Linked DNA regions of Homo sapiens: region 1 is linked to region 2. Evidence: chromatin contacts called from ENCODE Hi-C or POLR2A ChIA-PET data. All regions are on one chromosome and are shown on one strand. The core of a region is the stretch at or near the end of the contact, and the rest is flanking DNA. Distances in the headings are between cores, read along the strand shown.

Evidence for each region. Hi-C counts contacts between places; a loop is a spot of excess contacts on that map. ChIA-PET counts read pairs that join two places held with the same protein, here RNA polymerase II (POLR2A). Pooled maps may share reads with other maps.
Region 1: a pooled map shows a loop between it and region 2 (4-fold over the local background). The contact joins the promoter of NACA here to the promoter of GLS2 in region 2. A Hi-C loop is called at or near these places in 5 of 50 pooled maps. POLR2A ChIA-PET finds 5 or more read pairs at or near these places in 6 of 52 experiments (AG04450, CD4-positive, alpha-beta T cell, OCI-LY7 and 3 more).

What each region holds. Positions count from the first base shown.
Region 1 is chr12:56,723,057-56,727,210 of GRCh38, forward strand. NACA (nascent polypeptide associated complex subunit alpha) reads right to left here and starts at 2,243. Exons shown (of 9, transcript NM_001365896.1): 1 at 2,207-2,243; 2 at 1,396-1,467. The coding sequence starts at 1,465. RefSeq lists enhancers at 870-989, 2,049-2,098, 2,189-2,318.
Region 2 is chr12:56,486,911-56,491,547 of GRCh38, forward strand. GLS2 (glutaminase 2) reads right to left here and starts at 1,251. Exons shown (of 18, transcript NM_013267.4): 1 at 1,027-1,251. The coding sequence starts at 1,208. LOC124902944 (a long non-coding RNA gene) reads left to right here. Exons shown (of 2, transcript XR_007063331.1): 1 at 1-42; 2 at 77-422. RefSeq lists an enhancer at 788-1,007 and a silencer at 1,168-1,597.

The sequences.
Region 1 (4,154 bases), core at 993-3,492, 240 kb after region 2:
AACATAATGAATCAGAATTAAAAACATGGAATATGTTTTCTTCTGACTGGACCTCAAATGGAATAAGCACTCAAATACTTGCTTTGACACCATCAACAATTCCTTGAGCTTCCTTCTTCATTCTAATAGACTATCATTACAGATAAAACCTTGTGTATTTATCATTGGTACTTCCTTAATATAAGCCTACTATGCAACTCAGACTATTCAGGAATACGTTTAATAGCATTAAGGACTGTTTCAGAAGTAAATGCATTAGTTTTGAAGCTTGAATCAGATTATTCTAAATTCATCTGAATTTCAAATCTTCGTATTTGTAAAATTAAGTTGTTCAATGACACAATCTCTAAAATCTCGTTTTGTACTGAAATTACAGAATCTTTAGAGAACAGTACTTTATTTTTTCCCTTCCTTAAGCCCCTTGTACTTCAAGAATTTCATATTGTTTATACTCCAGCTTAGAGCCCCCTATTGTCCTTCCTAGCAGCTGTATTAATCCCTTCAGCTGTTAAAATCAAACAGGTGGGAAGAAACTTTATGCTTTCAACTATAAGCAACTCTACTGTAACTCCAAAAAGGGACAGGAATTGCCCTTAAATAACAAATGAAATTTAAAAAAAACCAAAAAGGTGAGAATGAAAATTACAGCCTGAAGATTTCCTTCATTTAACGCTGCACAACTGACTCAGAAAGGCTATCATTTTAAGAACTTTTCATTACCTCCTCCTAAGTTTTCTACAGAGATATGTTTTAACCAGAATTTAAAATTAGCCTTCACAGTCGTTAATTTCGACGCTGAGGATAAAAGGATTTATTTCAATCCTGGGTTTCACACAATGATGCAGGAACTATTCCAGCACACTAGAAGTATCTCAGCACCACCAACCCATAAACAAGTTATCCGACCTAGGACGACTCTGGGGCCCAGTAGGACACATTTACCACCAGCACACATCTCATCCAGACATGTGATAAAGGCACAATGCCAAGCTCTGCTAACTAAAACCTTGATGCAACTTGCTGGCTGGAGTTTCACAAATGCTCCGGGCTCCTTGGCCTGTGTCATCTAGTTCCAATAGGTAAGAATCACTGAGCCCATTCCCTGCTGAGTTTTCCTATGTGAGGTGGGGGTTCCACAGGAGAGCTTCTTTTGAGGCGACAGGCATAACATAGAAAGCAAGCTAGGGTACTTTTAACGTCCACGAATCTTAAAAATATTATTTTTACTCCAAATCCCTAAAGAAGTATCTCCAGGATAGTAATTTTACGGTCTATCCTCCTTGGTAAAGCTGCAACCCCATCCTCCTAAAAAGTGTATTTCCCCTTGGTCATTTTGCCCACCAAATGGCTTTAGGGTTAATTTTAATTAATGGCAAGGAGGGTAGGGAAACCTACCTGTCTCAGCCTGGGGCTGCGGCAACTCCTGCTCTGTAGCAGGGACGGTTTCTGTGGCTTCGCCGGGCATTTCTGAAGGAAGGGAATAAAAAGGAGGCCTAAATTGATTGGGATACATTCACTTGCCCAACCCGGAGATAAGTATTCTTAAAAACTCCGAGGAGGGCTGTTAGAAAAAAATCGTGAGGGTGTTTGGTGACAACCTTCCCCAAAGCACCTGGGAATAAGAGGTAAATATGATGTGACCCTCACGCCTCTATCAAGGCCAGCAATTCCCACTGCATTCTCAACCCGAGGGAGAGGATCCCGGGCTGGCTCTCGATCATGGGAGACTTCAGACGCTACTGTGAACCCCCTCCACTCCTAATACTCACACTGGCTGGGCTGGGGCCTCCTGGACTACGTTTGCCGACTTTGGGGTACCAGGAGGGGAAAGACGGTGTTTTAAGTCCAACACTTGCTTGTCACAGGGAGAACGGTGTTACAGGTTCTAAGGCTGTGACCCCTTACCCTTTTCTGGATCCTGTGAAGCAGTTCCCAAAACAAGACGCACTCCTCTTCCGCCCTCAACACTGCAACTGCTCCCATCTCTGCAGGCTCGGATTCTGGGCCCGCCCCGCAGCCCTTCTACCCTGCTTTTGCCAGGACACCAACCGCAGACCCCATTTTGTCCGGAGGCCCAGGGGCGAGTAGGAACCCTGTGGCCCAGTAAAGCCTCCAACTCTCCTTAACTCTCAGTCCCCGGGGCGGCTTAGCCCGAAAGAAAGGCGGATGGCTGCGGATAGACAGTAGCGGCACAGAAAGTACTTACTGTGCAGGGAACGCGGAACCAAGATGGCGGCAGAAAGACCGAGCGAGAGCGTGACCCACGCCTGTTGCAGAAGGAAGCCTGGAGCGGAGGGGGTGGGACTAGGATCCGATTCCGGGTCAAGAGCTGCCGGCAGCCACTTCCTTTGACGAGTGACTGTCAGGCCGTTCCCACGGCGGGGGTGGTGACAAGGACTAAAGGGTAAGAATTTAGAACGGGACGCGCAGGCCTAGCAGGAGCTCTCTGCGCGGACCCACGCAGTCCTCAGAACTAAGCAGACTCCGCCCTCCGGTCCGCGAAGTGGCGACTGCGGTATTAAGTCGACCTCGCGATTTCTCAAATAGTGCAGGAAGAAGACATTAAATAGCGAATGCTAGAGACTGCATTCACAACATTGGAGGGTGGAAGTGACTTAGGCTAACCAGTTATTTTTGGAACACACGATGTGAAAACATTTAAAAGCTGCTGGACCCTCTCCCCCCCCATCAACAACAACAAAAAAACCCATTTTAAAACTTGAGAGATGTGATGGGTCACATATAACTTCAGTTCAGATTATAAATTTAATTCGATTTTTCTTGTTCTGTTCAATGACTAGAGAGACTCAAACGATGTCACCAGATGACAGCAACTCATGCGTGTTAAACTCTTCGTAAAACAATGTTAGCTGTACCCCCGCCCCCCCCCCAAAAAAAACACTTCTTGTAACCAAATTCTGTAATTATGTTCCAACCTTGTATGGATAACGTAATCCAGCTAAAAACTCCTCTGTCTCCCTAAATAAATGAAATCGTAACTTCTCTACTTCTGAAGGCTGACTCCATTCTTTGGAGGTTTTCTGGTTGGTCCATCCTCACACTGCCCTTGAATAAACTCTTTAAATAGATTCCGGCCCTTTTGATTGTTTTAGGTTCACGACAATTTAGCCGATGTTGAAATTATAAAGCTGCAGATTCTCCTTCCCAGAAAAAAAGAACATAGGCACATATACAATTCCTTTGCTTGCTATTTTGGGCACTTCTTGGATTTTTTTTTTTTTTTTTTTGAGTCGCTCTGTCGGCCAGGCTAGAGTGCAGTGGCACGATCTCGGCTCACTGCAATCTCCGCCTCCAGGGCTCAAGCAGTTGTCCCGCCTCAGCCTCCCGAGTAGCTGGGATTACAGGTGTGTGCCACCACCCCCGGCTAATTTTTTATTTTTAGTAGAGACGGGTTTCACCATGTTGGCCAGGCTGGTCTTGAACTCCTGACCTCAGGTAATCCGCCTGCCTCGGCCTCCCAAACTACTGGGATTACAGGCGTGAGCCACCATGCCCAGCCTGTTTGTTTTGTTTTTGGGACAGTCTCACTTTTATTGCCCAGGCTGGGGTGCAAAGGCACGATCTCGGCTCACTGCAACCTCCCCTTCCCGGGTCAAGCGATTCTCCTGCCTCAGCCTCCCGGGTAGCTGGGATTACAGGCATGCGCCACCACGCCAGTCTATTTTTTGTATTTTTAGTAGAGACGGGCTTTCTCCATGTTGGCCAGGCTGGTCTCCTCCTGACTTCAGGTGATCCGCCTGCCTCGGCCTCCCAAAGTGCTGGGATTACAGGCGTGAACTACCGCCCCTGGCACTTCTTGGATATTCTAAGCTTATTTATTCTAGGTGTCTGGGACCCCACCTTAAACCATGCTTTGTACAACTGTATTTTTGAAAAGTAGAATGTAAAATCAGTGTTGTGTTAATGAAAAGCCTCCCATATCTTCCCACAGCCCTACAAAAGAACTCAACAAATATTTGCTGTACCTGAATTAGCTAAACCAGTCAACATTTATTTATTTTTTGAGGCGGAGTCTCGCTCTGTCGCCCAGGCTGGAGTGCAGTGGCGCGATCTCGGCTTACTGCAACCTCGGCCTCCCGGGTTCAAGCGATTCTCGTCTCAGCCTCCAGAGTAGCTGGGATTATAGGTACCCG
Region 2 (4,637 bases), core at 1-2,500:
CCTATTGGTGTCCCTTACGACAGAGACTCGAGTAGTGGTGAGGTAGTGTTGTGTCAGAGACTCGAGTAGTGGTGAGGTAGTGTTGTGTCAGTCTGGCTACTTTACTGATGGTGTCCATGTTTCTGAGTGTCATCAGGGAGATGGCAGCGACGAGGGAGATGGCCCATTTCCTGTTCCTGCTACAGTAGAGCAGGGGCTCTTTGGACAGTGTCTATGCTGGCCCTCTGGGGAGGACAAGATTTCCTGCTCAGCACCGTCTGGGTCTCAGAGAAAAAGGCTCAGCCACCAAGTGTGTCCTAGGCGGTGGGGAAGATAAAGGTTTGGCATCCTGGGTGGAAGAAACACCCAAAGGAAGAGAACGTTTTAGATTCTGGAGCCTGGGCAGCACAAATAAAGGCTCTGACTGGCTCTGGTTTGGGAAATCTGCGTCTTAAAGACCTTTCCTCCATTACAAATATTCTCCCCATTCAACAACCAGTTTGGAAATTCCCCCCCATTCTGCTGTTCAGGGAGCACTGCTACGCACACACCCAACACTTATGGACGTACCTGCGCACCAATAATACACGCGCATCACACATTACCTGCCGAGAACACGCAGAAACACAACACACAGACCCCAGTACACCTGGACCGGAGGCAGGAGGCTGTTCCACATCCACGCATCTCCTAAAATACACACGAGGACTAGGGAAGGTGAGGACTGGCGGCGTGAGCCCGGCCCTGCACTCAGACACGTGAGCCAAGCAACACTCGGCGCGCATCTGTGATCCGGGTTAAGTGCGCACCTTGGACAGGCGCCATCCCCAGGACCCGCTTGCCCGAACGCACTCCTAGGCAGACGGCAGATTACCGCCCGAGCGCGGCGCACCCAAAGCCCCACATCCAAAGGAAAAGGCACCGAGGGCTAGTGAGCGAGGAGAGGGGAGATGAGCGGCGCTGCCTTGGAAGGGCACTCGGGAACTAGCGAGAACCACAGTGGGAGTGGGGGCAAGCCCGTCCCCTGCCCTGTCCCAGGAGCCTTACTGATCCTGGTGCTGCGGCTGGTGGCTGTGTGGCGTCTCTCTGCCCTGCGCCGCGGCCTCACTGAGGTGGTGCCGGACGCCCCCGCCAAGGAGGGGGCTCCGGCTCGGGTGACCCCAGCCTCCTCGCCCGCAGTGACTGCCAGCCCGGCTCAGGGCCTTCTGCAGAGCCTTCATGGAGCGCATGCCCCAGCAAGCCTCCGGCTCTGCAGGTGCGCCCGGGACCTCTAGCTGTGGCTGGGAAGGAGGGGCGGAGCGAGCGAGACAAGGTGCGGGGGAGTTCTGTGAGGGAGCGCTGGACCTGGAAGACGGAGAATGTGGGCCCGGTGGGTGGGGCTGGGGCTGGGGCAGGAGAAGGGGCCTGCCCCTTTAAAGCTGGCTCCAGGGTTAGGGGCACCCTCAGGACAGGGGCTAGGTGAGGAGCGTTGGGGATGAAGGAGAACCCGGGTGGCTTTCTAGTGGGTGGAGAGAGGGCGGTGCCTGGGAGCTGGAATGGACAATGCCCAGGTCCAATCACTGAGGAAGCAAAAACATTGAGGCGGGGAAAGGGTAAGGTTGCCCAATGAGAGCAAGACGGTGGGACCTTGCGACAGTCTGCGGATGCTTCCGCGTGGGCCCGGCGAGCGCGGGTATCCGCGGATGCTGAGGGCGGGAAAGGCGAGGACAAGCTGAGGCGAAGCCGGTGGGGGCGGGAGGCGCTCCCCGGGAACACCGTGGGGCTGCGAATGATGGAGTTGTCGTGTAGAGAGGAGGGTGCTGCCTCGAGAGAGGAGGCTAAGTAAGAGTGAGCCCAGTTCAGGAGGTCACTCAGAGAGCCTCGACCTCCGAAGGCCAAACCAGCGCCCAGTAACCCGGCGGGTAGCGTGGCGCGCGGCCGACGTGCGGTGGTGCTGAGTGGAGAGTAGGATGACTGCTGGGTACCCCGGGCAGAAGCAGCCGACCAGCACCTCAGGGAGGCATTGGGCGGCGGGAAGGTCGCTCTGGCGGTTAGGAAGCCTGGGTTCCAGTTTGTGTCCCTCTACCATTTATTTGGTGTAGGACTTGTTTTCAAATCTGGAAAGTTAAGACATTAAAATAAGTTGGCACGCAGAAAAACGTTTTATAAACCATGAAGTGCTCCCCACATTTTTCCTATTTTAATTGTTTGCCCTTGTCCTCCTCACGGGCAGAAAAGAGGCGATATACAAAAAGCATTTTGAAATCCAAGAACATTCAGGACTTTTGCCATTTGCAGCTAGAACTTTCACCTTGTATCTCGGCAGCGCCTAACCCAGCATCCATATTTAGTAGGGACTCATTATGTAAATGATAGCTATTATTGAGTGCCCATGGTGTTCCAACCGCTTAGTTTCTCTCTCCCTCTTACCAGAGACCTACAAAGTAGTTATTAGTCTCAATTTGAAGGTGAGGAAACTAAGACTAGGAAATTAAGAATTCTCGCATAAGGTAACCCAGCTAGTAAGTACCAGAACCAGAAATTAGACCCGTTTTTTTTTTTTAACTACAAGTCTCTCCTTCATGCAGCCCTTCTCAAAAATTAAGCATTGAATTGAATTATCCCGGGAGAAATGACCCCATCCCTAAAGGAGGTATTTTATGTGGAAGTATTATGATACAGTACTGGGAGTCTTTTCCTTGTGATAGTTCTGGCTGTATCACAAAATACTAGTTTTTGTTTGTTTGTTTTTGAGACGAAGTTTTGCTCTTGTTGCCCTAGCTGGAGTGCAATGGCGCAATCTCGACTCACTGCAACCTCCGCCTCCTGGGTTCATGCGATTCTCCTGCCTCAGCCTCCCTAGTAGCTGGGATTACAGGCGCCTGCTACCTCGCCCAGCTAATTTTTTGTATTTAGTAAAGATGTGGTTTCGCCATATCGGTCAGGCTGGTCTCAAACTCCTGACCTCAGATGATCCGCCCGCCTCAGCCTCCCACAAGTGCTGGGATTACAGGCATGAGCCACCGTGCTTGTCCCATAGTTTTCATTTTTGGATTAAAATGAGTTTCAAGGGTACTCGTGGGAAAACAAGTACTGAAACCAGTCAGGTGTGTTCTGTGGAAAGGCAGTTCTCCTTTGCCTTGGTTAGGGTTGGAGGGCTTATTTGGCTTAAAACCAGATGGAGTGACATTTGTTTTTGCTTGTTTTCGCCTTCTGTAGTCATTCTGTGTCTGCTGTATCTGTTCTCCTGTCCGTGGAAAGCCGTCTAATTCTGGGAGGGCTTGCTGCTTTATGCTTGGCTTTGCCCAAGAGGCAGAGTTCTGGGTCTCAATACTTAACGTAAACTCAATCCTGCATTAGTTTTTTTCATACGTAACAGACGAATCTTATCCTTGTTTCATAGAAATATGATTTATCTGAAACGTTTTGATCTATTCAAGAGAAAAATACCATCTGTTAGGGAATTTCTAAACATTACCCAGAAGTAATTTGCTTCCTTTTTTTCCTATTTCTGCCTCTTTGAATTAGCTTTATACTCTAATGAGTTCCTTACTCTCTTTCTCCCAGCACTCTTCCACTAATAGGAACTGGTTGGGTAGTGAAGAAGATCTATGCATGGAAGCAGAGGTTCTTTGCTTAGAGAACTAGCTCCAGCTGCACTTGGACCTTTGGACTAACTGTCTCCAATACAATATTGCTGTCTTTGCATGAGGATGGAGCATGAACTGGTGACTTGGGAGGCCAATGGTACTGTGTAAAGTATAAGATGCTGGAGAAGAACAAGTTTGTTGTCCCAGGTGGTTAAAGCTTGGCAGGGTCAGGTCCTCTTTTTGTTTCTAATTTGAAAAATACTCATCATCTAGTTTAATTTGTGCAAAACTATTAGCCAACTATGACAAGGGCAGCTAGAAATGAAGATTTTCATAACTGAAAGAAAGTTCTTTGTGTCTCTAACAGTGGGCTTTTAGGTTAGTCCATGGCTGTGCCAGAGTTTTGTGGTATGTGAGAGAGGATTAGACTTAATGATTTTGAATCCTTAATAAAAGCTAAATCCGGGCCGGGCGCGGTGGCTCATGCCTGTAATCCCAGCTGCTCAGGAGGCTGAGGCAGGAGAATTGCTTGAATCTGGGAGGCGGAGGTTGCGGTGAGCTGAGATCACGCCATTGCACTCCAGCCCGGGCAACAAGAGCAAAACTCCGTCTCAAACAAAAAAAAAAAAAGAAAAGAAAGAAAGAAGGAAAAGCTAATCCTCTGTGATAGGAAATTGATGTTTGGAGTTTGTTTATTTCTTATGATTTAGAGACTCATTTGTTCTACTCTATTTTGTGTGTGTGTGTGTGTGTGTGTGTGTGTGTGTGTGTGATGGAGTCTCGCTCTGTCGTCCATGCTGGAGTGCAATGGTGTGATCTTGGCTCACTGCAACATCCGCCTCCCGGGTTCAAGCAATTCTCCTGCCTCAGCCTTCCGAATAGCTGGGATTACAGGCACCCGCCAATATGCTCGGCTAATTTTCGTATTTTTAGTAGTGACGGAGTTTCACTATGTTGGCCAGGCTGGTCTCGAACTCCTGACCCCTTGATTTGCCCGCCTCAGCCTCTCAAAGTGCTAGGATTGCAGGTGTGAGCCACCGCACCTGGCCTGTTCTACTCTTTAGACTGTAGCTAGGATGTTAATTGGTC